Regions from separate parts of the Mus musculus genome. Here all the other regions are linked to region 1. Evidence: chromatin loops called from intact Hi-C (ENCODE). Cell type or tissue: heart. All regions are shown on one strand.

The links. A loop is a pair of places that touch in the nucleus more often than their neighbours do. Peaks named below come from ENCODE experiments on the same cell type or tissue, not always from the same donor. Only the 100,000 strongest peaks of a DNase experiment are listed, where the experiment ranks them.
Region 2: a loop joins it to region 1, with 8 times the contacts of the local background. A loop is called at or near these places in 11 of 42 quality-filtered maps.
Region 3: a loop joins it to region 1, with 3 times the contacts of the local background. A loop is called at or near these places in 2 of 42 quality-filtered maps.

Annotation. Positions count from the first base shown.
Region 1 is chr16:90,283,195-90,285,694 of GRCm38, forward strand. It overlaps Scaf4 (SR-related CTD-associated factor 4), which reads right to left and starts at 1,309. Exons shown (of 20, transcript NM_178923.4): 1 at 809-1,309. The coding sequence starts at 838. In heart, a CTCF peak has its summit at 1,552; a DNase peak (open chromatin) is centred at 1,307; H3K4me3 peaks cover 2,500 bases; H3K27ac peaks cover 2,268 bases.
Region 2 is chr16:90,219,413-90,221,912 of GRCm38, forward strand. It overlaps Sod1 (superoxide dismutase 1, soluble), which reads left to right and starts at 1,350. Exons shown (of 5, transcript NM_011434.2): 1 at 1,350-1,517. The coding sequence starts at 1,446. In heart, no CTCF peak of the experiment used is centred here; DNase peaks (open chromatin) are centred at 1,269 and 1,809; H3K4me3 peaks cover 1,873 bases; H3K27ac peaks cover 1,965 bases.
Region 3 is chr16:91,043,341-91,045,840 of GRCm38, forward strand. It overlaps Paxbp1 (PAX3 and PAX7 binding protein 1), which reads right to left and starts at 1,039. Exons shown (of 18, transcript NM_026110.2): 1 at 666-1,039. The coding sequence starts at 1,014. In heart, CTCF peaks have their summits at 1,236 (motif pointing left) and 2,406 (motif pointing left); DNase peaks (open chromatin) are centred at 561 and 1,151; H3K4me3 peaks cover 2,500 bases; H3K27ac peaks cover 2,039 bases.

The DNA of each region.
Region 1 (2,500 bases):
TAAATAAGATAGTATGGACTTTATGCCCCTAAGCAGCACATGGAACGATCAGAGATACAACTAGAGAGCTTTAAGGCGGCAGGCAGCTTTGTTCCCGGTTTGGGGAGGTTTTCACATGTAAATGTCCCTGAGGAAGGGAGCTGAGGATTAAGTACCCCGAGAGGGCGGTGCGAGGGTGAGCAGGTGGAGACCCAAGCAGCCTTACTAGCGGACTAAATGGGGCGTACACTTTGCTCTCCCATTCAACTTTTTAGGTGTCACGATGTACAGAAAGGGCACGTTCTAGATAGAAAGGCCAAGGGAACTACCGCTCTATGTTCATTTGTGAGCGTGTCAATCCAGGAGGTGGGAGGGCAGACACCCTCTCTAAGTCTCCGCCAACCGGGATCAGAGTCCAGCGGCCGCCGCGCAGCGCCGCGGCCTGAGCAACAGGAGAACCCAGGCGGCTGCTACGCCGGCCCCGGGACTCGCGGGAACTCCCGCCCCTGAGTCGGCCGAGCGCTCCGTTGCAGCCCCTGGCGGGATCCCGGCCCCGTAAAGCCGATAACGGGGCCGGGAGCAGCATAAGGGCCACGTTGAAGAAGCGGGAGTCGGCACAGGCCGGAAGGGGGCGAAGGGGCACTGGCGGGGGAGGGGCGCGGGGTCAGCCCCCGGCGGTGGCCGCGACCTCTCCCCGGCTCCAGGCCCGCTGCCCCGGAACCGGGGCAGGAAGCGTCCCCGCCCGGACTCGGTGCTCGAAAGCCCTCGGGCAGCGAGAGAAGCGGCCCCGGCGTGGCCCGCACCAGCCCTAACCCCAAGCACTCCTCACCTCCTGGTTGAAGGCGTTGACGGCGTCCATGTTCGCGCGCGTTGCGGCGGCGGCTGCGGCTGCTCCGGGCCCGCCGGTCACCTAGACCTGGAGCGGCGGCTGAGTAGGGCCGGGTGCCGGCAGGGCCCTTGGGCGTGGAGGGGGAGGAGGACGGGAGGCGACGAGCGGCGGAGGCCGAGCAGGAAGGGGCTGCGGCCGAGGCGGCGAGGCTGGGCCGGTCGAGCGCAGGCAGAGGCGGCGGGCCCCTGCTCAGTCCCGTGCGCCGGAGGAGGGATGGGAGGCGGCGGCAGCGCGGGGCTCCAACATGTCCGTTTGGCGGCGGCGGCTGCGCTCTGCGTCGCGCTGACACGGCCCCCCGCGCCCTCCCTCACGCACTGGCCCACACTGGCCCGGCCGGCGAGCGGGCGGGCCTCTCTGTCTCTCTCCTCTCTTTCGCCAGCAGGATGGCGGCAGCGACCCGAGTGCACGCCGCGCGAAGCACCCTGGGACAGCTCGGGCCTCCAAGCGCTTCCTGAGCCCGGCTCCGCCCCGCTCGTGCTTGGCTCCGCCCACGCCCCGCCCCTCCGCGCCCCACCGGCGCCGAGCCGCTAGCGTGTGACCGCGCGTTGTCGCGCGCTTTCCCGCCGGTTGCGGCTGCGGAGAGTTCCCGTCTTCTGGGCTCAGGATCCGGACGACGGCTCCCGGGGTGCATTGTGTCCGGGCAGGACTGCGCCCTGCTGCTGCGACAAACAAAGCGCGGAGGGTGAGCGTCTGCAGTCTCCAAGTCCCCTGCTTCGACTTGCGTGCGGACCTGGTGGACGCCCTGAGCAACTTCCGAGGACTGGGCTCCTGAACCCCTAACGCTAATCTCCCCAAACCCCGTTGGGTCGCTCTCGGCAGAAGTGTGTTCTGATTCACTTGAGTTCTCACCGCCTGCCGCGCGCTGCGACCGCTGTCTGTTGGGTGTGTGAAAAATGAAAGTTTTTCTGTAGAAACCTCACTTTTGTGGAGCATGAGTATAAAAGCTAGAAGGCCTGACTCGTACTGGAAGTTGGGGACTACTTCCCGTAGAAAAGGGCGAGCATCCTAAAAGAATTCGAGAAAGGAGGGGCCCTCTGGACCTTGCGCGCTGTGCTATCACCTCTCCTTGGAGGACAACCGGCTGGTACTTAGGGAAAGCAACTGGCCCTACCGAGACCAGATCCTAGCAGAGTTAGGATTTTGTTCTTAAGGGGGCATCATGCAGGTTGACATCCTGCAAAGTATGCATGCGGAAGAAAGTGGGGCCAGGAACAGCATGGCTTCGGGCCCTGGAGATGATGAGGCTGAAGGTATCAGGCACTGGAGGAAAGACAGAATGGTGTTCCGGAGGGAAGATGCACACTGCTTCTTGAAGGACATGAGTGCTGGGTTTGCGTCAACTTGGTAATAATTTAAGGAAGGAATGAGTTTGAGGGCGTAATGGCTAATCTTTGTCAATGCCTATGAACAGTGTCCTCATTTAAGTCAGCCTAGTTCAGTTAACCACCATGCCCAAGTTTATCTGGCTAGACGGTTATCTTTTCGGGCTCTAGCCATCTGAGCTGTCCCTGGGATAGTTAACTGAGGGCTTTTGCGATATGGGTAAAGTCCAGGAAAATGGCTGAGAGGAGGTAGATACCTGGGATTCAATACTGCACAGCTAACAGGAGCTGAAAAGTCAGACAGACAAGG
Region 2 (2,500 bases), 64 kb before region 1:
GGAGATCTCTGTGAGTTCAAGGTCAGCCTGTCTGTTCTACACAATGAGTTCCATGAGAGCCAAAGGTACACAGTGTGATATTTTTAAAAAGGTATGTGTGTCTTTTTTTTTTTCAAATTTTTATTATTTTCTTCATTTACATTTCAAATGCTATCTGGGGAGTCCCCTATACCACGCCCCCCTGCTCCCCTCCCCACCCACTCCCACTTCTTGGCCCTGGCATTCCACTGTACTGAGGCATATAAATTTGCAAGACCAAGGGCCTCTCCTCCCAGTGATTGTCGAGTTGGCCATCTTCTGCTACATATGCAGCTAGAAACACGAGCTCCGGAGGTACTGGGTAGTTCATATTGTTGTTCCACCTATAGGGTTGTAGACCCCTTCAGCTCCTTGGGTACTTTCTCTAGCTCCTCCATTAGGGGCCCTGTGTTCCATCCAATAGATGACTGTGAACATCCACTTCTGTATTTGCCAGGCACTGGCAAAGCCTTACACGAGACAGCTATATCAGGGTCCTTTCAGCAAAATCTTGCTGGCATACGCAATAGTGTCTGCATTTGGTGGCTGATTATGGCACGGATCTCCAGGTGGGGCAGTCTCTGGATGGTCCATCCTTTTGTCTCAGCTCCAAACTGTGTCTCTGTAACTCCGTCCATGGGTATTTTGTTCGTTATTTTAAGGAGGAATGAAGTATCCACACGTTGGTCTTCCTTCCTCTTGATTTTCTTGTGTTTTGCGTGTGTGTGTGTGTGTGTGTGTGTGTGTGTGTGTCTTAACTGGCAGAGCACTTGTCTGTCATGCAGGGGGCGGGGTGGGGGGTGGGGACTGTCTAATCTCCAGCTCTAGTAACAAAAATAAAAGAAGTAAAAAATAAGTAAGAAACGGGGGTGTGTCTAGAGATAGAACATGGGCTTTACACATTTTAGACATCATGAGAAAATAAAGCTGGAAATGACACTGGGCATCCATCTTGGCGCATCTCAACTTTCACACTGCAACCGAGGCGCGCTGTGCAAAGTCAGTGACAATCCGCATTTCCAGACACAGTGGGTTCAGACCTTCCAGGCGCGCACGCGGGCCTCGTGTTCTCGGTTTCCGCGGCGACTCGGCCGACGTCACAGTTAGAAGACAATAGCGACTTTCCCCGCTCAGGCTCCTCGGGAACTTTCTCAGTCCGCACGCTCCAGGAGCCGGAGCTACCCTCCGCCCCGCCCCCAGCGTGCCCCGCGGCCAGGGAGCTCCACGAAGGGCGGGCGGAGGCCGCGGGTAGCGATTGGTTCCGTGCCAAGGTGGGCGTGGTCAGACTCAGGCCTATAAAAGCTCCGTGGCGCCAGGGCCTCGTTTTTTTGCGCGGTCCTTTCCTGCGGCGCCTTCCGTCCGTCGGCTTCTCGTCTTGCTCTCTCTGGTCCCTCCGGAGGAGGCCGCCGCGCGTCTCCCGGGGAAGCATGGCGATGAAAGCGGTGTGCGTGCTGAAGGGCGACGGTCCGGTGCAGGGAACCATCCACTTCGAGCAGAAGGCAAGGCCCGGGGCGCGGGGCGCAGGCCGCGGTGACGCGGCGCACCTGTGCGGGAGCACGCCACGCCCCCGCCACGGCCTGAGCCCGCTAAGTGCTGAGTCACCGTGGCCTGGGGCAGGGGCTGGGCGCCGGGAAGCGAGGCCCGGGGCGCCGCGGGGCCTTCCGGGCGGGCGGGGGCCTCCCCGCGCCCCGGAGCGGCTGGGCCTGCCCGGGAGAGCCGGCTTGGCATCCGTTATCCTTCTGGGGCTGCTGCTTTTCCGGTGTCCGTGTCCCACAGGCTCAGAGCCCCGTGGCCACCGGCTGCGATTGTTGTAAGAATATTTGAACCCGGTGGTGCCAGACCGGACTAAGGCCGCAGGACGCGTTTGCGGCACTTTAAAGCAAAGTCCTGGGCTGTTCTGTACTAGGTCAGGGTCGTGTCGCAAGGCGGAAAGAAAGAGATGGCCTTGGACAGCCGTCCCTTGCTTTGCACTCCAGAGAGAGACCCGGCTGTGGGTTTTTTCTACCACAGCGAGTTTCTGAGCACATTTTGGAAAAGTACATAGAGATATTTTCGAAAATACTGTGACCCTGCAAAAACACATGCGTCACAGGGAAGATGTGTGTGGTAAGGTTGTGTCCAGAGCCTTAGGGAGGTTACCGTTGTTGTATTCACCTTAATCCCGAGAGAATATTTGATAAATGAGCGTTATGTGCTCTCTGAAGTGGTGGACATACGTGTGAGAAGGCAGACACCATAGTGAATCCCAAGTGTTTGGTTTACGACGAGAACTGATAACGGCAATTTAGAGTTTTTCGTAACTAGCCTCGTTTCCAGCAGTTTCTTGGCATTGAAATGCGTTTTGTTGTTTTCCTGTGGAAGTTTTTTGTTTTTGTCTTTTTCTCCTCCCCACGTAATTCACTGTGAGAAAGACGAAGTTCGGCTGGGTCTTACCCCTGTGTGTGGGTTTCTGTCATCTTCCACCATGCCATGCCAGAGCAGC
Region 3 (2,500 bases), 760 kb after region 1:
CTCCTTCAAACAAAATTCCAGAGAGGTCAAAGATAATTCACCCATCTTTCTAGAATCACGAAAGCATGACGCAAGACCTTCGAAAATCATCCAATTTTTCCTAACATGATGTTGAGGTACAAGTAAAATCGAAATCCCCTGCAGCCTGGTCCCTCTTCTGCTTCAAGAGCCAATGCCACAGCGGACATCTGCTCCTCCCATTTACTTCTACAGAGAAACCGAGACTGGACAACAGCAAGGGAGCGATTGGATCAAGGTCACCGGGAGCCAGGGCTGCAGCCCCAGAATTGTTCCCAGCCCTGGTTTCGGTCCTCCTCTTTAACAATCCGGCCTTCTTAATCAAGGAGGCCTAAACCGAGACGCCAACAAGCCGCAGGTACAGAGGCCTGCAGACGACTAAGAGCAGGCAGTTAACCAAGAGACTCAGGCTGCCTGCAACTCGCAAGGTAGGAAACGGGTCCACGGAGCATCGAGCCTTCTCCTCCACTCAGGATGGCTGATCAGGGCTCTGACAGCCGGAGGAGGGACTGCACAGGCCGTAGACTTGGCTGGTGGCAGCGCGGGAACACAACCCCAGGCAGATCCGGAGGCCGGAGGTGGGGAAAGGGGCGCGGCGCCCGGGCGAGCACGGGCTTGGGGTCCGCGTGGGCCGGGCCGGGGCTTACCTTCCTCCTCGTCTTGGAAGCTGAGCAGGCTGGCCCTGGGCACCTCTTTGTTCTCGCGAGGCCTCTTGCGCGGCTTCAGCCCATTGCCGGGCTCCGCGCCGCCGGAGATGCCGCCCCCGGCCTCAGCGCCGAGGCCCGGGTGGTGCGCGGAGGGCGGCGGCGGCAGCGGCCCCGGGCCCAGGAGCGACTCCCCCGCGGGGGCCCGGTCGCCGCCGCCAGGGCCGGGCTCTTCTCCCGAGGCCGGCGGGGGCAGCAACGGTGGCGGCTCCTGCTCCTCATCGCGCTCCCGCTCCTCCTCCTCCGAGTCGTTCCGCTTGCGCACGTTCACCCGCCGGGCCTTTCGGAACATCCCAGCCGCCGTCACCGCGCTCTCACAGCCGCTCGCTGACTGAGAGGACGAGGGAGCGCGGAGACCACCGCCACGCACGCGCAGTCGCAAGAGTTCCCCCCCACCAGCCGGGTCGTCGCGGCTCTGGCTAGCTATCGCGCCGCCTCGATTGCGCATGCGCCTGGGCTCTCCTCGCGCCCCACTACTTGGGCGGAGTCTCTTTGCACTGCCCTCTAGCGGCGCGGGGGACTGTTGGCATGGTACCCTCCGACTCCAGTGTTGTTCCAAAGGTCACAAAGAGGATCATCGAGATGAGAGGAGCGAGTGTAGTCTGTCGTCTCGGAGCGTGTTGCTGCAATGCGTCTTCCGCGCTTATACGGAGCCGTTACGTGTGGCAGCCTCCCTCCCACTCAGTGCCTGCAGGGTAAACAGAGGCGGGAGGCCGGGGAGAAGCGGAGGGACGAGTCAGTTGACTTGAGCTTGGGAAGGGAAAGTGCATCTCCATGGTTAATATGCCTCTTAATAACGCGAGGCGATGCTAGCAGATATCGTCTACAGATCAGAAACTCCATTAATACTTGCCATCTCTACAGCTTTATCAACGCAAACACTCTCAAAGGCGTGGGAGCACACACGTTAAATCCCAGCAGCACTGGGGAGGTGGAGGCAAGGCGATCTCTGAGTTCGGTGCCGGCCTGATGTACATAAGGAACTCCAGAATGGCCAAGGCTATGTAGGGAAACCCTCACTGTCTGGGGAAGACAGAACCAGAGATGATACATCTCCCTGCTGCCGCAGCCATTCCCAGGAGAGCGAGGTGTTTTCGGGTGGCTTGGTAAGAAAGCCAAGTTAGGTAGCAACTATTTTAACTATTTTACGAAGCATAGTGAATTTCTGAAACAAGCGGAAGGAAGATTTGTCTTATTTTCAGACTATATCACAGAGGGCAAATCTGAACCTTGGCGGCCTTAAAGAGATTGCATGAGCCGGGCGGTGGTGGCGCGCACCTTTAATCCCAGCACTCGGGAGGCAGAGGCAGGCGGATTTCGGGAGTTCGAGGCCAGCCTGGTCTACAAAGTGAGTTCCAGGATAGCCAGAGCTATACAGAGAAACCCTGTCTCGAGAAACAAACAAACAAACAAACAAAAAGATTGCATGAGGTTGAGCTAACACACAGGTTACCCAGTTCATAACCAAAGTTGAATCTTTTCTTTCTCTCGAGCATATCAGGATGCGTGGGTAGAAGTGTTTGTGAAATTATTTACATGTTTCAAAACCCGCCAAAAGAACGGGATTGGAGAGGTGAATATTGCAGTTTCGAACCAGAGGACCCTGGCTGCAGTCCCAGTACCCACACCCTCAGGGCTCCTCAAAACTCCAGTTCCTGGGAATCTGGCGCCCCCTTCTGGTCTCAGCATGCCTGTAGTGCCCAGCAGGACGTGTCCTGAATGCAGGCTAAAAGCATGGTGTTTACACATCATCTGTAAAAAGGTGCTGGACAGCACAG